2 separate regions of the Mus musculus genome follow, and region 2 is linked to region 1. A link is a loop called in an ENCODE intact Hi-C map of the cell type or tissue named here. Cell type or tissue: left cerebral cortex. All regions are shown on one strand. Links, peaks and the distances in the headings refer to the core of each region. The heading gives the core; the rest is flanking DNA.

Region 1 (11,882 bases), core at 2,288-10,287:
GCTCACCATATCACAGTCCTTTTCCTGCTGGAACCAAATGCCCCAGAGCTGCGTGGTCACTTTGAAACTGCACCCATTTACTACCTTTGCAGCTCTGGGGAAAGTCTGAAGTAGGTTCTATGGAGTCAAAACCAAGGCGAAGGCAAGATGGAGTCCATCTGAGTGTGTCACTGGGAAAAGCCATCCCTCCCAGTGTCCCAGTCTCCGGGCTGCTCTCATCACACACCTCCTTCCATCTCCAAAGCCAGAAGTGGCAGGGCTCCTGCATTTGCAAAGTCTCCAGTTGCAGAAGCTGCGAGATCCAAGGTGGGATTGAGGAAGCATCAGGAGAGGACCCCCTAGTTCTATCATCCCACGATGGAGGAGCCAGGGAGGGAGGATAGAAGAGAAGCCCAACTCATCTCTAAGAACTCACGCCCGTCACGCCAGCATTAACACGTGAGTGAGGAGTGCCCACCGCGCTCATCTTTTAAAGGCCCTGCCTCTTAACCCTGCTCTCATGCCGTCAGATTTCTAACACATACATTTGGAGGGCATGTTCAAGCCATAGCACTCCCAAACTTCTCACCCTTATCACCCTTCATTTCAGACACCTCGAACCCTCTGGGCGAGTTTAATACATGTCTCCCACCCACAGGCTTCTGAGTACAAACTTCCAGGTGCCAACTCACTAGCGCCGGCGTGTGTTTCTGATCAAAATTCCTTATCTGTCATCTGTGCGTGACAGGATGGACTCAAGTGAATAAAACACAGTACAAGAGGTAGCTCAGGGTCCTTGCCATGTTACAGATGGGAAACCTGAGACTCAGGGCCAGGACTGCCTGCACTATCCAGAACACACTTGACCCTGTGACCCATCCATGACCTACCTACCTGTGGAAACAGGGCAAAAGCTATCAGTGACAACCATGTGATGAAATGCCTAGTGGCTGGTCATGGAGGAAGTGTAGATCTAAGCCACAGTTCAATGCTGCCTCGCTCCCCCTCCCACCCTCCACCCTCTCAGGATGTCAGTTTGAAAATACAGGACAGGGTCCTGTACTGGTAAAGGCATATGTCACCAACCTTGGTCACTTGAGATCCTTGAAGTCGTTTTGATTCCTGGAACCCTCATGGTAGAAGGAAAGAACCAACGCCCACAAGTTGTCTCTGACCTCCACACGCATGCTGTGGGCACACACAAACGCATGTACATAAAAATAAAATAAGCAAATAACTAAAAAAGAAAAAAAAAAGACAGACAGTTGCAAGTATCGGAGGGGAAGGGTACTGAAGCTGTATGTGAAGTAGTGCTGCCATTTTAGAAAATATTTGGGTGGTTTGATAAAAACCTGTTGGGTGGTGGTGGCAGCGGCAGCGCACGCCTTTAATCCCAGCACTCAGGAGGCAAAGGTAAGCTAATCTCTGTGAGTTCGAGGCCAGCCTGGTCTACAAAGCAGGTTCCAGGACAGTCAGGACTCCACAGAGAAACCCTGTCTCAAGAAGAAAAATAAAATAAGATAAAAAAAAAAAAAAAAAAAAACTTAAACCCAAGGACCCAAGAATCCCTTGAACATTTACCCCACAGAAAAGGAAATACATGCCCATCCAAGGGCTGGTACCCAAACCTCCAACAACTCTGTATATAACATCCCCAAATAGAAACACTGTGCATGTCTGCCCACAGATGACAGGTAACCAGTTTTGCTGTGCCTTTGGAATGAGATGACACTTGGTGATATATGGGTGAATGACAGGTACATGCAAAGAAATGGCTGAATCTCAAGATACTACTGCCAGCTAGAGAAGCCATTCAGCTAGAGCAAGCTATGTGGCCCCACTGATTCCCAGACTCCAGGATCTAGGAGCTAACCCACGTTCACTGAGAGCATACCCAGGGTGGCCGGGGCAGCAAGGCAGTTGTCACAGAAAAGGAAGAAGACTTTGGGGGTGATGGATAAATTGACTGTCATAATCATGGTGACAGCTTCATAGCAGTAGATATATTTCCACACATATTACACTGGACACTGCAAATATGGACAGGTTCTTTGATGTCAGTTATACCTTTAAAGGTTGTAGTTGAAGATTTACTAATTCTGTATATGCATGTGCTTGTGTGTAGGTATGCGCACATGAGTGCAGGTGCCCCCAGAGGCCAGAAGAGGGCGCTGGATCCTTTGTGAGCCACCTGAAGTGGGGTACTTAAAACCAAACCACAGTTCTCTCAAAGAGCAGTAAGTAAGTGCTCTTAACCATTGAATTATCTCTTTAGCCCTGAAACAATATTTTAAAACAATAGGAACTGACAAGGAGATGGGGCTAAAGACAGTTGTCCAACCCCCACTTGAAACATGAGCTAATCCTCACATACCTTATACTCCCCAAGAACCTGGGTCAGCAGTAGTGCTTCTGTGAACCAGAAGGCCTGAACCCAGAAACCCCAGGCTGGTTAGCCACAGGCGGGTTACTTGCTGGGCTCTTATGGTAAGAGGTCTACATGAGACTCCTTCAAAGGGCACAACCCGTTTTGGGGAGGGTGTGGGAATCTCCTATTTTCCCCGCTATAAAAGAAAACACATGATGCTACATGCACTTGGGATTTTCAACACAATTGGCTAAAAATAGCCTGGGCCACCACAGCCCGATTCCTTTTTAGGAAGGGTTCCAGCAACCCAGCCTGTTCTAGCAGCCAGCTCAGGAAGTGAAGGCTCGGCCGGGCGGAGCTTGTGTCGGGGCCGAGGATGAGCCCATGGGGACCCTTGGCTTGTTCTGGCCACCCCAGTCTCCCAGCTTACTGAAAGCCAGGCCTCCAGGAGCACACAGTGACATGGGCAACAGCCTCCCCACCCTTGTCTCTCACAGGGCTGGGCTCCCATGGTCCCGTGCACTGGGATACCCCACATTGTTTCTCACTACCTCAGTTTCCCTATCTGGAAAGGAGTCTCCATTTCCTTGTCTTATTGTCCCCAGAGCTGGCACATGCCAGCCAGATGGTGGAGGTGGGCAGACCTGGAAATGTGTGAAGGGTAGTATCCATGTAAGGACCTGGAGGTTACTGGTGTCATTATTAGTCAGATTCCCCTGGGATAAAGAAGACATTTCTAATGAAAGGTTGAGCAGCTCTTCCTTCACAATCAAGCTTTTGTCCTTTCACAGGCAAACCCTGATGCTCAGAAACACACCAGCCCAAGGCGCGAGCCTTCGACAAGGAGATAAATAGGCAGCAGCTTGCAGGTCTGTTCCTTTGCCCATGCCTCTGCAGACACACCCCAGCCTTGGGGAGCCCAGCAGATGGGGGAAGCAAAGGCTTGGCCGTGCCAATGTCATAGGTTTTTATCCAAGCAGAGGCACGGCCAGCCCAGAGTGGAGACCTTCCTCTGTTCTTTCAGCGACCCCCTCAGCCACTGGGTCGTCCTGACAGAGGCCCAGACGGTGACACCAATGGTTGAGTGTTGAAGTCCCTTTCCTGCGCACCTACAGTGTTCCTGATACTCTTCCAGTCCTGAAGGCCCAGTTTTCATCTCTGAGAGTCCGTAGCCCAAAAGAGAAGACTCCAAGAACTTAAATTTCAAAATGATCTAGAACCTTCAAATTCTCACAATCTGGCCCCAGCTACCTGCTCTGTCCCTTGCTGTCTAGCTCCCCCACTCAAGCAGCTAGAGGGTACCCTTTGCCTCTCAGGGGAAGCAGGAGAGAGAAACTGGCCTTGTGGGTCTGAGTGTTCTTTGGTTTGGAAGAGATGCAGACACACCTACAAGAATGACCTCAGGCCTATCACCACAGAAAACCACCCCCCAGTTTATCACAGCCACCTTCCACCCACTCATAGTCAGAGACACTGAGGCCAGTGACATCTCAGTCATGGTCCCTGCTCTATTTCCTCCAACAGCCTGGGCCTTTCTTACTTCAAAACTTCCCATTGCAGGGTCTGGAAAGAAGGCTCAGTCAATCAGGCTGTTGCCCTGTGAGTTCGATCCCAAGAACCCATGTAAAACACTGGGTATGGTAGGTTGAGTTTGTAACCCCCAGTCCTGAGGAAGCCAACCCAGTAGGACTCCTAGCCTCTCAAGCTCACCAGACGAGTCCTAGGCCCAGTGTAAGACTCTGCCTCAGAAACCAAGGTGGGCAGCTCCTGAAGGTCCATGGCCCAGGTGGACCTCTAGCCTCCACCTGCATGGCACACACATGAATTTGCATGCATACATATAGACATACGCACAAAAGTAGTCTCCAGTGGCGTCACTGACACACTCAGTGTGTCACATCTACCTTTCTGTCAGTTGAGGGAGGAATAACCTAGCCAGTCTCCAGGGTCTGGAAGCAAACGTTTCCTTGGGACAAGGTTATTCAGCTCTTGAGACAGGGTGATGGCTACAACATACATATACAGCTTAATGACTGTTTTAATAGTTAATAATCCTGACTACAACCCCTTCAAAATTCACACATTATGTTACTACCTATGTATCTATGAAATCATGGCATAGTGTTCCAAAGAAGAACTGTAGTTTGCAAATGTTAAAAATCTCAGAAACTAAGCAAAAATCTGCAGAATAATACATTTATAAAAGTACAGCAGTATATAGCAGCTGAGATGAGGCCACCAGCACATATACAGCAGTGGACTGCTGGGTCTGGGTTTAGTCAGAGAAGACGCATCTAACCCTCAAGAAACTGGAGACCCCAGCGAGTTTAAAGTTTGGGTGAGGTGGGTAGTGGGTGGTAGGGACATCCTCGTGAAGACAGGGGGGTGCAAAGGAGGTATGGGATGTGGAACAGTTGGAGGGTGGACTGGGAGGGAAATAAAATCTGGAGTGTAAAAAAAATTAATAAAAAATGATAAAAATTAAAAAAAAAATTCACACATTAAAGCCCTTCCACTCAATGCCTCAGGCTTTTATAGAGTCTGGCATACCTTTAGTCCCAGCACTTGGGAAACAGTCAGTTGGATCTCTGTGAGTTCAAGACCAGCCTGGTCTACATAGTGGGTTCCAGGACAACCAGGGCTACATAGTAAGACTCTGTCTCAAAACAACAAACAACAACAAAAACAAAACAAAATAAAAGGGATTCCTGATGTGGACTTACTCTAAGAAGAGGTCTCTGGAAAAGAACATAGCTTTACTGCTGCTAAGCTACGCTAACCCTGGGCCTACACACACACACACACACACACACACACACACACACACACACACACTCCAGCTCAACACACTCCCCCATTGGAGCAGAAAAGAAGGGGGCTGAGCTGACTCCCCCCCCCCCCCCAGCACTCCAGTATCCGCCTCCTCTCAGCTGCTAGGCCTCCTGCCACGGGCTGCAGTTACCCTAGCAACCAGCATGGGCTCAAAGCCTGAAGCCGAAGGCCTAGCTTTTCTATCACTCACACCACGGCGCCCACGCTGAGTGGGCTTCTCTGGTGGTACCTAGCTTCGCTAAGGACAGGAAGTAGAGTTTTGTTCCACATGGCCCTTCCCCAGCCTTCCCTAAAAATGTTCAGCCGAGGGGAGGGGTGAAAGATCAAAGGACAGGCACGAAGATAGGCTTTCAGCTTTAGGCTCAAGAAGCCAGAGAAGCCTGAAGCTGGGAGAGAGAGGAGGGCCCAGTCCATGGTACAGACAGGGCACCTCAGTCCTTTGGTCTCCGCTACACCCAATCAGAACCAAGAAACCGCGCCCCAGCAGCCACAACATGGCCTCTAGACTGGGGTCTCTCCTGCAACCTGTAGACTATTCTTCTGACCAGCTTTAGGCTATGCTGCCTTTGAGATCCCCTCTGTGGGCCTCTGCATCAGTCATGAGCATCCGTCCCCACATGGTCTCTGCGAACATCAGGTTCTCCCCTGGGCTCTTGGCCAGCAGGCTCTGTTAAAATGATGCTGACCCTGCCTACCATTCAGCTAAATGCCATGCCCACTGAACACCTGCCCTTGTGCCAAGCACAACACACAAGAACTCAGCAGGCAGTACTCTTGTGCCCTTTCCCACCAGGCCCCAGAGGTGTGGGGAGGGAACAGAGGACTGTCAGCCTCTCTTCGTCCTGGCCAAGACACATGATTGTCAGCACGAGACCCAAGCACCCTGTGTGTCAGTCCTGGCTTCGATGTGGATCTTGTGTGACCTTGGCTCTACAAAGGCCACCTCTGGGCTCCACCTGACACCACTGTGGATTTGGGGGTTGAGGGGGAATAAAGGCACCACACTACTGCTCCCTGTAAAGTCAAATCAGATCATGATGAGAGGCCCCGCACGTCCCTCCCCTCGCCACACCTCGCCTCATGCCCCCATGCCTCTCCACACACCCCCACACCGCCCCAAGCCCACCAAGCCTTTCCACACACCCCAAGCCTCCCACGCCCCCCCCCTGTGCTCCCCATGCCCCAAACCCACCCCCGCACCGCAAGAAGCACTGTGTTTGGTTCATAGCAGGCACGCAGCCAGGAGGCAGCCAGAAGGTTTGGAATCTAGTCCCCCGAACTGTCTCCAATGGCTCCCATGTCCGCTAGAGTTCCCATCCGGAGCATCCGTTTCACCAGCGAGGCAGGGAGGTGAGGCTTTCTGAGGCTTCTGTCATGTGACCTGCAGGCCAGCTACAAGACAGGTACAGAGAACTCAGGAAGAGCCAATGGTACCTCGGTTTCTCTGTTAGTCTCATGCCAGCTACAACACACACGTGGCCCCAATAGTGTTCCCTCCCCAATGTCTGTTAGCTACAGGACACATCAGGAACCAGGGACTCCATGCCAGCCCCTGTAGTGCCCAACCCAGCAAGGTTATGGTCCCCCAAGGGGCAGGGTGTTTCTCCAGGCCACAGCAGACATAAATCAGGCTCTGCACTCTGCCTGTCAGCCTTGGAGCCACCCACAACACCCCCCCCCCCATTGCTTTAGCTCCCACTGTATGTACCCTGCCCCCACTCCCACCCTCCCTGAGCCCTCAGCTCTGCTCCCGCTCCCGGGAGAGCTTGAGCCTGGAGTGTTACAGTGTTTGGCTTTCTCCAGCCAGAAGGGATATTTTCCCCTCTTCTTGGCTGCTCTTTGTTTTAATGACTTTTTGGCGCAGGGCCCAGGCTGGATCAAAGCTTCCCTGTAAGGAGGATACTAGGACAAGGCGGTGAGTTTTCTGGGTGGGAGGGGGGCAGATGAGTTTTTGTGAAGGTGAGGGGGACCGGTAGCTGGAAGACTGGTGACCCCAGAGTCAGAGCTCCCTCACACTACAGGTGAAAGATGGATCTGAGGATGAGGTTAAACAACAACAACAACAAAAAGACAAAAAACTAGACCTCCTGCGGGGTAAGACTAGGAGGCTTTCCCAGAGCTGGCCAGCACAGGACAACCAATGTGCCAGAGTTCAAAGTCCAGTGGATCCTGTCCTCTGGGAAGCCAGGAGGCTCTGTGAGGAGGGGATTCTAGGAGCCTGGAACTTCCTTCACCTGCCTTCCTGCTTTGCAGGTCCCAGCCCAACTCCTCAGATGAGCCCAGCTGGTGAAACCTAGAGGATGCCGCATGGTTTGATGGGTATTGATTGACAGACCTCAGGAAAGCTTTCTGAGGAGCAGCACACACACACACACACACACACACACACACACACGCCTCTAGACCAGCTACTCAGCCTGGAAGATGCTGGGAGGAGAAGTCTGGTTCCCAGAAAACACATCCACTAAAGGTAGCCTTAGCAGCTGGACAGGTCAGGCCCAGGCTGGCCCAGAAAGAGGGGGCAGCTGCTGCCAGTGTTGCTGCTGCTGCTGCTGCTGCTGCTGCTGCTGGTGGTAGTGTTTTGAAGAGAGCAGGAGGCAGCCTCAGGGAGCATGCAGACCTGGGGAGTGCTGGTCTCTGAGGAGTCAGAGGTGCACAGGGGTGCCCTGTGGAGCCAGGAGTCTGGGAGCCTAGGATGCACAAGGTGCCTCCACTCTACTAGGGCTGAGGACAGACACCCTCAAAGCAGAAGTCTCTAGATCTCTAGGGTTTGTCTCCATACTAGAGGAGTGACTTCATGCATGCACCCTACACATGTAAACACACTTAAGGTGCACCCTTGCTCACGCTCACACATACACACATGATTGCACACATGCACTTGCACACATGCACGCACCCCATATACAGATCCTACATATATACTCCTGTATGTTCCTGTATATAAATGCACATACACACACTTACCTATGTACACACATATCTCTATGTATACACAGGCCCCTTGCATGTATGCACAGTCTATACACACATATATAAAACCCTGCACACATACCTCTGCATACACAGCCCTATATGTGCACCTTTGCACACACACACACAAACACACTTGCACACACACGCATCCTTGACCACATGCCCTTATACAATCACACACTCAACTCTGCACACACACAGTCCTCCCACATATAGAGTCTGCGTGAGGTCACATGGTCCACCATTCCCGGCTTTCAGCTTTGGCATTTCCATGGGCCCCTTTGAGTCTCAGTTTCCCCAGATGGGGCCAGTGTTTCACCTCTGTCTCTGAGGTGTGAGGCCCAGAGTGCTAACTAGAAACTTTGCCCTCATTCTCAGCATACAGTCAAGGAAGCTGCCTCTCAGCAAGCCAAAGGGAGTGGTCCGCTTGCCTGAGCCAAGTGACACTTCCTGGACTTAAGTGACCTTCTGACCCCAGAGGTCCTTGTGTGTGTAAGCCACAGATCCATCATCCACGTGCACTCACTTGAGTAAGCAACTTGCACACACATCGTAGTGGCAGCAGCCACTATTTCCTGAGGACCCACTGTGCGCACCCAGATTCCAGTGCTTCTCTGGTGTGCAAGTAAGAGACTCCAACTGAACCACAAGTAGGTGGCCTCAGGATCATTTGGTTCTTATCTCTGTGCCCATCATCTTCAGGGTTAAGCTGGAGCCACATGGTTGTAGGGTGACTGCTGTCACACCAGACATTATGTCTGTAATCCGTCATAAACAAAGAGTATGGCAACTTAAGAAAACCCTCTTGCCACACACTCCTTCATGGAGAAGCAGAACCTCCCTCCTTCTGGACTGGAAGTCTTCCCAGAGACCTTCCCTTATATGTCATTGCCTGGTGTTGTGCCAATGGCTTCTGCTAGCTGCAAAGGAGTCTGACAAACAGAGAATCTGGCCAAAGAGTGGTCATGGTGGGGACAAATTGTTTCTCACCGCCTTGAGCAAATCCAAGTTTGCAGGCTAGGGGGTGGAAAGCAGAGGGTACCAAAATGTCTACTACTTGTGCTCCAGTGTGCCATCCTCTGTCCCTCCTCCAAGAGGTAGTCTGAAGGCAGTGGACAAAGAAGAGGGGAGGGGTGCGAACTCCCTGAGGAGGTGGGAGAGATCTGAGATTCCAGTGCAGCTGGGCCTCCAAAGTTGAAAACGCTATCTTGAAGCAAAAGGAGGGCTACTCTCCTGGTCTGTACCCATGTTGGTCACACTGTCACTGTCCCCCAGGCCTAAACAACTAGTGCTACAGCACCCTTGGTGGTGCTGTGACACACCTAGTGGCTGCGTTCCCAATTGTCCTCTTCTGTGACCCTCACGAGCCAGCTTTCTGCGTATGCTGTGGATGAATGTACTGCCATAGAACAGCCCCAGTCCCCTCCCAGAGACAGTAGGCAGAGCATGGGCCTCATTCCTGGGATCTCACAGGGCAATAGGAGCCCCTCATGGGGCAGATCAGCAGGAAGTCATTTAGGAAGCTGATTTCTTGAATACAGCCTAAGCCCATTCCTTCTAGAATGGAAATTCTAACATCATATTGTTCAGTTACCAAAGGCAGAGTAGAGGCAACTTGGCTGGCCCTGAGCATGAAGCTCACTTGTTTGGGTTCAGCATCTCCTCCCCGGGAAACAGTGACAACCTTTCCGTGGTGAACAATTGTGTCCCTTCTCTGGTTTGGTTAGAAAGCTCACTGGGGTCTGCCAGTACCCAAGCTCTGAGTTCTGCACGTAGCCCTTCTGAGATATACAAATTTGGGGTCCCTAGCTCTGTGAATGCCTGGAGCTCCTTGGGTCCCTGCATGGACAGCTCCAGCAAGGTAGCTGCATGGAAACCGGCCCTCCAAGCAGCTGTGCCTGGGTCATCTGCCTACCTCAAACGGCTTCTGCTAGCATTGCAGTGGTCCTGCAGATCCTATCCCAGGAGTGCCCTTTTGAGAGAGGGGTTCCGCCGGCGTGTACTTGGATAGTAATGACGTGCCATACGGGGGCTAATGATGTGACCCAGTTAGAAGAACATGTGACTAGCATGTTCAAAATGCCGGCTCCAATACCCAATGCCATTGGTCATCAACTGGCTTCCGTGGTGAACAATTGTATCCCTAGCACTCAGAAAGTAGAGACATTCAAGGTCATCTCCAGCTACATAGTGAGTCCAAGACTAGCCTGAGCTACATGAGACTTCTGTCTTAAAATAGTGTTAAGAATAATTTGCCATCCCTCCAGTGGCCCTAACCTGTGAGAGTGTAGTGACTAAGCATGAGGGACATGGGAACGGTGACCCACTGAGAATAATCCCCCTCCAATAGAATGCTGGTGAAGCTCTCATCCCTGTATGTAGTGGGTGGGGACAGCTATTAAGCCAAATAAAGGTTTCACTGAAAAAGTTGGGGCTTTTTACCCACCAGAACCAAGAGCCGGCAGAGGTAGGCAGAAAATGAGCTTATCTTCCTGGCTCAGAGCCGGCTGGGGACACGGTCAGGGGCTGAATGTCCTGTAACTGATCTTCTCCTTCCATGAGCAAGGCCCTGGAGATGGGGCTGATAGTCACAAAGATTACCATAGATCCAAGGTTCAGACCTAGGGTAATTGTGACTCCCATCCCAAGAGTCATTTGGCAACAAATGTCTGATGGCATTTGAGATTGTTACAGATGGCAGGAGCTGCTACAGGAATCAAGTAGGTAGAGGGGTTCATCTAACTAAACATTCCGTCGTCCAATGGTTCTCAACCTTCCCAATGCTACAACCCTCTCGTCCCAGTTCCTCATGTCCTGCTGACCACCAACCATAAAATTATTTTGTTGCTACGTCATAACTATAACTTTGCTACTGTTATGAATCATAATGTAAGTGTCTATGTTTTCCAATGGTCTTAGGTGCCCCCTGTGAAAGGGTTGTTCAACTTCCAAGGGGATGGAGACCACAAGTTGGGAACCACTACCATAGTGTAAAGGACAGGCCCCAAACATCTGCAGTACATCTTTGGGCCATTGGCATGACGTTAAGGAGCTAGCGCCTCCTCCGTCAGGTAATGGGACATTGGCAGTGACAGGTCGCTGGAGCACAGGAGAAGACAGTCCCCTTTACACGGTGCCACCTGGTCAGATCTCTGTAAAGAAGAGATCTGAGAAGATATGAGATCTGAAAGATAGAGACGTCCAGCAGATATGGGAGAATGGCTTGCATATCCCCAGGGTAGCCTAGGCCCTGGGTCCTGACCGGTCACAGCTTTAGCCCCAGGAAATCCCAAGGGGAAAGACAATTGTTCTGTGGTCAAGCAGCTGCCCCCATGGCCTGTCTCCTTGAGAAAACAGGCAGGGGTTCACCCCACAACCCCTTCCTTTTCAGGTATGCCCTGGGACCGTATCCAGCTGGGAGCAGCTACGAGCAATAGACCCATCTCAAACCCTGGCACTTCTGATAGTCTGCACCTGGCCTGTCAGTTCCCAAGGCTGCAGCCAGCTTTCTTACCTGTCCCCTCTCTGTTGTTGCACCAGAACCTTTCCTGTGTCCTCTCCTAATGGAGGGGCATCCTCCACCCGACACTGAGAACCCCAGACTACACCCCAGCTGCATCCCTGTTATGGACCCAGAATCTTCGACCCAGAGCAGTGCTTACTATATCTGAACTCTCATTTGCTTACCGTGTGTGTGTGTGTGTGTGTGTGTGTGTGTGTGTGTGTG
Region 2 (11,882 bases), core at 1,680-9,679, 68 kb after region 1:
TCAAACGTTAGCAGTGACTAAGCTACATACATCAGCCTCCCTTTGTTCTAGGAGGGGACCAGCTTGTCTGGCCCAAGGCAGACAGGGTGAGGGGCTGCTCTCTGCTGTCTGTCTGTATCCCCTTGCCACGCTCCGCCTAAGGAGAGCGCTGGCTCTCCATGAGGATGGTGCTTCTCTGTCCTTTTCCCATGTCCCTCTTGTCTTTCAGAACAAAAAATAATAATGATAGGAAGACTGAACTCCAAGTGGTCAGGTTTCTTAGAAATTGTGAGCATTTCCAAAGACACTGAGACCCTTAACCTCTAAGAACTGAAGGGAAACTGGAGTCTGTAGACCTGTCATAGGTCCCCAGCCAGGCTTGAGGCCACAATATGATGCATCCTACCTTGGGAAGGACCAGGCCTGGGCCCTGGATGCAGTTTAAAGAATGGGTGACTTTGATTCCCTTTTCCAGGGTTCACTATTTGTCTGTCCAGTCCAAGCTGGGACCAGAAGAAACAGGACCAGATGCAAAAATATCTGGGCCTGACAGGCAAATGTGAGGGCCTTGGCCAAAGTTATCATGATCTTCACGATGGTACAGGGCATTATGCTAAGTGTGCGTCCTTCTGAGTTGGATGTTCAGGTTGTACACCTGTGAAATCTGCCCTGGGAGAAGGCATTCATTCATTCATCCATTTCATTCATTCAGCAAACACTTGTGGGCCTACTTTATGCCAGGTTCAAGTCACACAACTGCCAAATAAATGCCAAGTATGTCACAGACCTGGTAAACCATTGGTGCGCAATAAATGCAAATGAAGGTTTGGGTCAAAAGCAGTCCGGGGCTAAGAAATGGATTAGTGGAGAAAGTTCTTGTGCCTGGCAAACACGAGTGCCTGAGTTTGAGCCTCATATTAGAAATCTGAGTGTGGTGGCATATCTTTATAATCCAAGGGTTGGATGGGTGGAGACCAGCGGATGCCCGGGCTGTTGGGCTAGCTCATCTAACCTGTGTGCCCAGCTCCAGGATGAAAAGAAATCTTGTTTCAAAAATCAAGGTGGAGGGCCTGGGAAGATGGCTCACTGTCTAAGACTGCATATCGCCCTCGAAAAGGACCTGACTTTGATTCCAGGCACCCATTTGGGAAGGCGCACAACCACCTGTAATTCCATCTCCAGGGGATTCAATGCCTCTGGCCTTCAAGGGCATCTGCAGTCAATGTGTGTACACACCCCCACACAGACATATACATAATTAAATATAAATTTAATAAATTAAAATAAATAAATGAGGTGCCCGAGGAACAATACGTGAGGTTGTCCTTCTAACTTCTACATTCAGTAGAAGTAGAATACGCTTCTACTGCAGTAATACACTTGTGTGGCCTATGGTGAGTCACTTTACTTGGTCCTCAGACCCTCAGTTACCATGGAGACAGGGCCAGCCTTCCTCAGATTCACCCGGGAAGAGTCTGTGGACACTGAGGGGAAACAACTTCACATCTCTCTGTTCATCACAGACGCCCTACTGTAGCCTGTGGGGACTTTCTGTGTCATCGCTGCTGTCCACAGCAGGGACGGTGGTGCAAAGGCCTCCAGTGGCTGTTTCCCACAGAGAAGCCAGCCACTGATGGCTGCCACCTCCTGCTCGGAGGGAGAGAGGAAAGGGGATAATGAGACTGAAGGACTGACCTACAGCTTGCACATGTGACTGGCCCCTTCCCACGTGAGTTTTGATTGATTAATTGAGGTGATGAAATTAGCAAGGAGATAGGAGCTGTGCATTCAGAACAGCCAGCTCTCTTCTTCCTGATTAAAGAGGAGTGGGGGGGGGCAGGGGAGAGAAAGAGCAAGAGATAATGTCACAGACAGACAGACAGGCAGACAGGCAGGCAGGCAGACAGACAGGCAGGCAGGCAGGCAGAATCTACAGAGAAAGATGGAGTTTCCAGGGAGGCATAAGAAGAGACATATGGTGGCCCCAAAGAGCCTGGAGTAGTTATACAAATGGAGATGGAGCTGAAGCAGACAGAGGGTGGGGGCGGGGTGTAGAGACAGCGTCTAGAATATGAACAGGAAAAGAAAACAAATCTCAAAACTCCCTCTCACCAGTCCTACCAGCTTCCCCTCCGGAGCCACAAAATTACCTCAAGGAGAGTGACGCGTAATTTGCATGGTGAAAAGGTGCAAATTACTATCAATTCAATGCATAAAGAGGGTCCAGGCTACTCCTTAGATAGGACCCATCCCAGGAGCTGCCTTCCCCAGTGTTTTTTTTTTTTTTTGTTTTCCTTTTTCTTTTATACATTTATTTATTCAGTGTGGAAGGGGGTCATGCCATGTCCTGACACATATGTGGAAGTGGGGGGACAGCTTGCAGGAGTTGGTTCTCCCCTTCCACCAATGTGGGTCCGAGGGATGGAGCTCAGGTTGCAAGTCTTGGATGCAAGTGTATTTACCTACTGCTCGTTCCATCTCACCAGCCCTCCCTGATGTTTGCGGAACAGGATGAAGACCTAGGGTATAGCAAGTGGTAACCTCAGACAGAGCTAGCACCCATCTAAGTAAGACTCCGATCCTTCCTGTCTGTGCTGCTTGGCAGCTTCCAAGGGGCAGACCCAAGGCCACAGATCTTGCTGGAGCAAGGGGTAGGCTCAGAACTACAGAAACTGTCTTAAGCTTGTACAACTCAGAAACTTTTCCCAAGGCTCTGTGGGGTCCCTGGCATGTTCACCTCCATGCAGTGAGGGCCAGGTCAGTACCTCACTGTCCCCTGACTCCCCAACAGCCTCTTCTCAAAGGTTCTGCCTACAGATGGGAGCAAGGCAGGTTCTCCTACCAAACCTGCCAGCCTGCCTTTGCTTGCTCACTACTGCCTGGACAGCAGCCATCAGCCCAGTCACCAAGCAGTCGTGAACCTCATGTTCTCCAGCAGGTCACGGGCTTCTTGGGAACAGGAACTGGGTCATCAGAGCTAGATAATCTGGACGAGGTTACTTACATCCTCAAATCCTTGTTTTCCTCAGTTTCCTCATAGGGATGTTATGAGAATAAATGGAAGATACGAAGAGTTAAGCACAATTTCTAGAAACAAAAAGTGCTTAATAATAACAATAATAATAATTGTTATTATTATTATTATTTTACTGATTTCTGGTTTTTTTAATATCCTAACACTCAACACAGTGCCAGACACAAAAGAAAAAGGAAATCTAAAGGAATAAAATTGGACAAATAGTGCCATCAGCAACCATCCTGCCTAAGGAACACCAGCTAAGTATTTGCATCGGTCAGTTAATATCACAACATGCTGTGTAACAAGCTGCCTCCAAACAGAGTTCACAAAGCCAACATCCATTCATAGTCAAAGGGTTTCAGATCAGCAGAAGTGAGCCTCTTTCCCAAACTCCCAAACTCAAGTCCAGGATAAAGGACTATTCTGCCCAAAATTAACCTGTAAGCCCTACCTGACCAAGATAACTATCTGGAATGCTGGGAATTGTAGTTCTTGAAAAATAGCAACTCCCTCATGGGAGAGTATGGTGGCCTATAAGTTTGTTCTTAAAAACCCCTACAACACATAGTGCCATTCAGCTGGAAAATTCTAGGGAATGGTCCTGAGCAAAACCCATCTCTTCATCAATGTTTAATGTTTACTAAAGCTTGCTTTAAATTTGAGCCGATACGGTGAAATTGTTTGGTTTGGTTTTGTTTAATCCCAGCAAATCTCAGGATTAACAGGACTTTTGGAGAAAGTTGCTGTTATAGAGATAGCTGTAGGATGAAGGCAAAGAACCAGTATATCATCACTTTTATGCTGTTGCCGTCGCTCAAAGCAGGTCACGTTGTTGTCAGGGGCACGAAATCTTTGCGCCTGGGAGGCTGTGGCAGAAGCCTGTGAACTACCAAAACCACAGCCTCACGGGTCGGCATAGGTCACCCCACCTCTGCTTTCCTCCCTCTATCCCCTCCCCATCCCCAAAAAGAATGTTTCCAGTAGGATCTTAGAAGGGGTGTGGATCTTTGGTATAAAATAAAATATGTTTTGAAGCATTTTGCAAGTATAAAACAGAAAGCTCAGACAAACAGAAGTTCCTCTGACTCGGCTCCCTGCAGTTGGAAATTTGCAAATCTGTCCTAACAGAGCATTTAGTTTCCAGAAGCAGAAAATTGAGCTGACAACGTGTTGTTTACGAGCAAATTCCAGGATCTGGAGGTAAAAAGAAAGCAGTGTTCAAGCCCACGGACTATTTTCCCACTGGAGATGGAGCCTCGGTTTCAGGCTAAAAGCAGCCATTTCTATCCTCAAAGCCCCTCCCCAATTTTGCTTCTCCGGGACAGATGGTGTGATCATCGAGGAGACCTGGAAACTGTTGAGGCTCCAGATGTCCCTGGGGCAACCATCATCCATCTTTGGAGCTTGGGCCTCTGGGGGACCCTGCATGTTGCAGGGCGGAAGGGCAGAGGAAACAGAGCTGGGGGCTGGGGGTGTGGAGGGAAATCAGTTCTCGCTCCCTTTTTGCAGCAAACAGTGTTTACCTCCAAGGCTGTGTTTTTCACGGAAATGGAGACCGGCAGAGGAAAAACGCCCTTGTGAAACATTTCCATGAATTTATGTTGTTCATCTGGAGCGTCATGGCACTTCAAAGAGGTCTCTGGGGTTTGACATGGTCAGGGACACAAGACTGGCCTGCTATGCGCTGTTTAAGATCCCCAAGCTACAAGCCTGCTGGTACCTCATGGAGACCAGCAGCCAAGTGGGATAAGGGACACCCTGGGCTTGCAGGGCCTAGGCAAGTACACACGCTCACCCCACACATATTCAGACTCATCTTCATCAAGAGAAATAAAAACAGAAAACACAGTGGGTACAGGGCCATGAGACCTTGGGCAAGCCACTGAAAATCTCTCAAGATTCAAGCTCATGTTTGTACAGTAATAAAGCCTTGGACCTTGCTGGATTGTTGTGGGGACTCTGAGAAAATGAGGATCATTTTATTTTCTTTATAAATGAGGCAGGATTAGATCCATTGGCATGACTTCCTGGCTGAAATATTCCATGGACTAAGAATAGTGCCAGGTCTGGTGGTTCTCGGGTAGCAGAGCTAGTTAGACCTCTGTAAGCTCAGTGCCAGCTGGATTAGTGAGTTCCAGCCATTCAGAGATACACATAGTGAGACTCTATCTTAAAAAAAATAAAAAATAAAAAAAAATGAAGTTACTGAATAAAGCCAGAGGCTGATCAGTGGAATACATGGACCACTGATGAGGTGAGGGGCAGCAAGACCTGGGCAGTTAGGGCAAATATATGAGATAAGATGTCTGGGAAAGAGGGAAGGGCTCGGAAGGTTTAAAAAAAACAAATAGTGCAGGTATAGGCTCACAGCACAAGTCAGTTTCCAAGAGTCTGGTTCCAGGATAACCACACACACACACACACACACACACACACACACACGCGCGCGCGCACGAGCGTGTTCAGGCAGATGCTTAAACCCCAGTACTCAACGCTCCTATGGAAAGTGGTTAGTCACACAACATGCATGTGCTTTGAGCCATCTCTAGATGCTTTAATGCAATATAAATACTTTCTAAGTGGCTGTTAGGATTGTTTAGGGAGTAACGACAAGAGAATCTGTGTTTGGTTCATGTGCAGTTTGATGCTCCCAGTCCCACCCCCTACCCCCACCCAGTTCCCAGTTGGGTAATGCTGTTCATGTAGAAACTTCAGACCACAGCAGCAGAGGCTATCCCTCGCGGAAGCCCAACGAACATCTTATGACTAGTCCCTTGCTCTGATTGGGTCTCCTACCTAAGCAATAAAATAGGTCCAGTCCTGTCATCTGCAGCAGCCTCAGAGAAGGAGACACTGGACAGGGTGGGCTGGAATGACAGCTGAGCTCCAGAGACAGGCTCCCAACCTTCCTCACCCCACCCCCACATCTTCTTTCCTTTTAATCTAGCAAAAAGCTTTCACCTCTTTTATTTATTTATTTTTTGATCTTCCGCGGCATAGAGGATTTAGGTATTTTGCATTCCAAATGTTTCTTCATGCTTTAGTTTAAACCCATAAAATGAATTCTAGGGCTCCGTGTTCTACAGAAAGCCCCAAATCCTGACTCCTCTCGGCAGCCCCGCCAAGGTCTCATCAGAATAATGCAGCACAATGGGATTTGTGTGTGAGTGTGGAGTGGGGGAGAGAGGGGAGGGTGGGGAGGGAGGAGAGAGGCAGGGGTGTGTGTGAGAGAGATTAAACTCCTAGTCTTTTAAATTTTGGATGGTTTCCATGGAAACTGGCAAGTCTTCTTTGCTCTCTTCAGTTTTCTGGAGACACCTCGGCAGCCGTCCTAGCTTCCTGAGTATGTTTGGATCAGAGTTCCAAGGTCCAGGCTTGGAGAGGGAACAAGCCTCATCTGAAACTGCTTTTTGGGACTCTGACCCCAAGGGGACATACGTTAGAGACTGAACAAGCCCCTCATTGGTCCCAGTCCTCTTTCTTCCCACATCTGCCTGTGGACGCTTTCAGTGGCGCTGCAGGATGGCAGGATGTGTGCTGGAAGCTGAAGAGAACTAGCTGAGTACTGCAGGAGGTGTCAGGGCAGGAGTGGAGAACAGGCTGCTCCCACCTACAGTCTACTGCTTTCTGCCATGCCTGTCTTGGATGCTCGAGGCCCCACTGCTTGGACCACCAGAGAGCCTTGTTGGACAGCTCCTCCTGGAAACTGCCTTTGGGGATCGCTCTGGATTTACCTACCAAGAATCTTTCACAGCGATAGAATCTACCATGCAGTGTTCACAGCGATAGAATCTACCATGCAGTGTGTGTGTGTGTGTGTGTGTGTGTGTGTGTGTGTGTGTGTGTGTGTGTGTGTGTGTGTATGCGTGCACGTGGCTTTCTTCACTCAGCATAATGTTTTCAAGGTTGTGCCTCTTATTAAGTAACATTGTTTCTTGCCAGGTGTGCTGGCGTCTTTAATCCCAGCACTTGGGAGGCAGAGGCAGGTGGACTTCTGAGTTCGAGGCCAGCCTGGTCTACAAAGTGAGTTCCAGGACAGCCAGGGATACACAGAGAAACCCTGTCTCGAAAACAAACAAACAAACAAAACAACCCCCACCCCCCAAAAAGTAACATTGTGTCTCTTCAGGACTAAATGATGATCCATTGAAAGATGGACTTGTTTCCTTCATCTTTGTATCATCAGTGGGCATGTGCATTGCTTCCACCTGGAGGGCTCCCTTACTCCGTGGTCAGTGACGCATGAGCTTTAGCAGGGATCCATGGGAACAATGCATACACCAAGGGAGAAAAAAACACCGTCTGGTACAGTAAGGTTCCTGTACCTATTTCTTTGGGGTTTTTTTGGGGGGGGGGTCAATCCAGAGTCCAGACACTGGGGTCCTCACTCTGACACAAGCCTTGTGTATCTGCTGGGAGCCCCTCAACATAGCCATCTTGTGGGGAACCTCACCGTTCAAGCTGGTATGCTTCTTTTGCCTGTAATGCACAGCACTGAAAAACCCTTGCTGGATGAAGGAAGCCACACAGCAGAAGCCCAGACTGTGATCTTTTATGGCAATAAAATGTTCTTAATAGGTAAATCCGCAGCAAAGGGCAAATCACGGTGTCCACAAGAGGAGGCGTTAGGGACCAACTTCTGATGAGCACAAGGTTTTCTTCTGACTGATGACAATGTTTGGAACTTGACAGAGATAGTGACTGCTCAGCATGTGATACTAAATGCCACTGAGTCATACATGCCCTGGAACTCCTCTAACTCACAGAGATCCTCTTGCCTCTGCCTCCCAAGTGTTGGGATTAAAGTCTGTGTGCTGCTGCCACTAACACCCTGCAAGTCACACATTCTTTAAAGATTCGTTTATTTTTATTTCCTGGGAATTAGTGTCTGTCTGTGTGTCTGTGTGCCTGTCTGTGTGTATTTGCATGGTGCCTGTTGCCCATAGAGGCCAGAAGAGGTGAAAGAGCATCAGACATCTTGGAACTGGAGTTACAAATGAGTGTGTGCTGCTGTGTAGGTCCTCTGCAAGAGCAGTAAGTGCTCCTAACTGCTGAGTCATCCCTCCAGCCCCTTAGTTACACATTCTACTGTGTCTGAGCCCTGTATAAATACAGCCAAAACAATGGGAGAATGTCTTTGGTTCTGGTAGCTTCATCTATCACTTCAAAACAGGATGAACCTGTATGTTTAGTAGCTTAGAACAATCACGACTCGTTTATCTCATGACTTTGCGGGTAAGGAATTCTTGCCTGGTCTAGCTAGACGTCTGAGTTAGTCTAGAATGCAGCTACTTACACTGTAACAGAATGTGGGAGTCACACACACACAAAAAAATCTCAACAGCAACAACAGCAACAAAAGGTTTGTAAACACACAACCACCTAAAATTAATTCAAAGTCAAAAGTTTGATGAGGGATATTGAGATGGCTCATTGCGTAAAAATAAATAGATATTTCATATTTTCGTACAACAAATCTGGGGTGCTCCTGGCAGGGCTCTCTCTGGGTGTGTTGCAGGATTCCATTGCAGCCTTAGCTCTGAACATACCACATGTGCAGTTTACATTGTATGTGCCATCACGCCATGCAACACTAAACCAACACCTCCCAAACTGCCTCAGTTTAGGTTCCTGATTCTTGCATATTATGGATTGCAGTGGGTTTTTTGTTTTTTGTTTTTGTTTGTTTGTTTGTTTTTACTGCACACACAAAATTTTCTGCTCTTATAGAAACATAATGACTTAATTATGAAAAACAAGGACAGACACTATTTTCCTACAACCATTCCTCAGCACACAGCACACTTGGATAGCTTTTGATTGGATTGTGTGAAGAGGTTCCATTTTAAAATTTTTTAAAATTGCTGCTTGAGGCATTACAAAGACTGTTAACTGACTCTTGGCTTGGGATTGGGACAAGGTTTCCAACAGCTTCTGAAATGATCCTGCATAGGCATCTTCTATTTTGTACCATGTATTTATATGATGGTAGAGTTTCTCAACATTGACAAGTCTAAAATCAAACGTTATCCAGTCCTGAGAAACATGAAGATGCTTCCAAAGATAATAGAAAAATATGGCTGGCAATCGTGAATAGTAGTATATGCCTTCAATTCCATCCCTTGGGAGGTAGAGACAGGCAGATCTCTAAGTTCGAGGCCAGCCTGGTCTACAAAGTGAGTTCCAGGTTCAGTGGAGTATGCTCTCACTGGTGGGCATCCTGTCATCTGTCCTCGGATGTCCTTTATCTTGCAGAACTGAAGCTGTAAGGCAAGTCAACAGGATTTCCCTATCACCCTGCCAGTGGCGTATATGGAAACGGCACATTCTTTCATCTGTGTCTATAAGTTTATTACTCATGAACTTCATACAAACACTATGAACAAGTAGTATATGAGCTTATTATACAGCATTTGCCTTTCTGACATCTTTCATGTAACATTATCAAGACTCTTCCATGTCAGATCATGTGACAGGACATCTTTTCTTTAAAGGTTAAATAACACTCTAGTGTGTATATGCCTACCCGCACCTCCATCCCCAGCCCCCCGTGCATGTATGCCACAGATACACCACATCAATGGACACTTGGGCCCATAAAAATAGGGTTTTGACTGCTTTGAATAATATTCCTATGAACATGGTTATGCAAATACCTACAAATACACAGTCAATTCTTTGAGACATCTACTTAGGAAAGGAGTTGCTAGAGAATATTGTAATCCCACTTTCAATATCTGACAAAACAATACACTGTTTCTTACCATTCTGAATTGTCTTTGTTGACTTTTTATTTGCACCTGGGTTTTGATCTGTAGACTTCTTTTTTTTTTTTTTTTTAAAAATTATTTTTGAGTACACTGTAGCTATCTTCAGAATATGTATTTCATTACCTATTCCGATGTAATGGGGCATCAGATCTCATTACAGATAGTTGTGAGCCACCATGTGATTGCTGGGAAGTGAACTCAGAACCTCTGAAAGAGCAATCTGCTCTTAACCACTAAGCCATCTCTCCAGCCCCTGCAGACTTCTTTCATTCAATCTTAAACATCTTATAGATTTTCATTAGGATTTCTTATTGACCCATTCAGTTGGGTTGAATAATTTTGTTTCTATTAAACAAAAAGCAAAGCTCCTTAAACAATAGAGACGTGCCTTCCAGGATTTTGAAATACAGTAATTTAGACCTTTGAACATTGTAAACTTCAAACCTGAGGACAAATCACAAGAATACAATTCCCTCACTGCCATAGTCATTTTTACTGCCACGACAAAACACCATGACTTGGACAACTTACAAAAGAAAGCATTTAATCGGGAATCACAGCTCCAGAGGGCAGTAGAATCCATGACCATCGCGTCAGGGAACATGGCAGCAGGAAAACAGGCATGACTCTGGAACAGTACCTAAGAACTTACCTTTGATTCACAAGCACCAGGCAAAGAGAGAGAGAAAGACAGAGCCAAGGCAGGCAGGCAGGCAGGCAGGCAGGCAGAGGGAGAGAGAGAGAGAGAGAGAGAGAGAGAGAGAGAGAGAGAGAGAGAGAGAGAGAGGTGTTGTGGGAAAAATAAAAAAATTGAATCTGCCAGCTCTCGGCGGGACCGGACCATGCTCCTGTGCGCTCCCGCAGCATTTGACTCGCTTGACCCGTGAGCCACTAGTTCCTCTCTGCTAGAATCCCCTGTAATTGGAGGTTCCACACTCCAGTAATCAAATAGATCCACCGACCTCATGGTTTGATAACATAATACCTAGAACCCTGGTAGAATCGTAACTCTTAAAGCTTAATTAACCAATCAGATTTATGTATCAATAATATCACAATTTACAAGATGCCAACACAATGATTTCAAAGCCAATTGATAATGATAAAGCTTTATCCCAATATTTCTAACCTTGTGAAATCATAGCTACTTGTGGTGGCTATGTGTACCCACACGGGTACACATCTGAAGCCATCTTGGCTCTTCTCCTACTCAGCTCCCTCTCTCTGCAACTCTTAGCTCCACCTCCCCTTTCTCTGTCCAATCACAGGCCTCCCACTGCCCTAATGTGATTGGACAGGGAAAATCCTGCAACAGAGACAGACAGAGACAGACAGAGATAGCTAACTGGAAATGATGTGGGCTTCTGAAATCTCAAAGCCCACCCTTAGTAGGCCCACCGCCTCCAACAAGACCACACCTTCTAATACTTCCCAAATATTTCCATGAAACAGATGAGCCTGGGGCCACTCAAACTACATTCTACTTCCTGGCCCCGACGGGTTTGTGGCCACATCACAATGCAAAATGAATTTAGTCCAAGTTCAAAACTCCTCATAGTCTTTCAGTCTCAAGACTGTTTAAGAGCCCAAAGTATCGTTTGAGACTCACAACAATCTCTTCACTGTTACCTCCTGAAAAAAAAAAAAAGGCAATTTACACACTCCCAGCATACAACGGTGCTGAATATACAACACCGTAGCAAAAAGGAGGAACAGGGACACAGGGAGGAAATGGTGGGTCAAAGCAAGTCTAAAACCCAGCAGGGTAAACTCCAAATCCTCTAACTCCATGTCTGCTATCAAAGAGCTTAGATGGCTCAACCGTCCAGCTTTGCTGACTCTCTCTTGTGGGCTGTTCCCATTCCCTAACTGCAGACATCGCCATGGCTCTGGCTACTCCAACATCTTGAAGTCTCCAATATAATTTAAGCCTCACCTTTACTGATTGATACAATGGCTTCTCTAGACTTCCATGCAGGGGAACACACACACACACACCTGGCCTCAATGGCTTTCCTTAACCATGGAGAAAGATTCCACAGCCCCTTTGTATCATCCTTCATGTATCTGTATCTATCCTTCATGACCCCAAAGCCAGAGCCAAATGGCCAATA

Evidence for each region. A loop is a pair of places that touch in the nucleus more often than their neighbours do. Peaks named below come from ENCODE experiments on the same cell type or tissue, not always from the same donor. Only the 100,000 strongest peaks of a DNase experiment are listed, where the experiment ranks them.
Region 2: a loop joins it to region 1, with 6 times the contacts of the local background. A loop is called at or near these places in 2 of 42 quality-filtered maps.

The regions. Positions count from the first base shown.
Region 1 is chr12:100,284,914-100,296,795 of GRCm38, reverse strand. It overlaps Gm10432 (predicted gene 10432), which reads right to left. Exons shown (of 4, transcript NR_045741.1): 2 at 6,372-6,571; 3 at 1,066-1,167; 4 at 1-292. Among named protein-coding and RNA genes, the nearest start is that of Gm10432, 14 kb to the right of the region's middle. In left cerebral cortex, for the core only: no CTCF peak of the experiment used is centred there; DNase peaks (open chromatin) are centred at 5,810, 6,578, 7,034, 8,931 and 2 more places; H3K27ac peaks cover 5,061 bases.
Region 2 is chr12:100,216,378-100,228,259 of GRCm38, reverse strand. No RefSeq gene overlaps it. Among named protein-coding and RNA genes, the nearest start is that of Gm40557, 20 kb to the left of the region's middle. In left cerebral cortex, for the core only: a CTCF peak has its summit at 6,514; DNase peaks (open chromatin) are centred at 5,888, 6,344, 6,533, 8,136 and 4 more places; H3K4me3 peaks cover 585 bases; H3K27ac peaks cover 5,408 bases.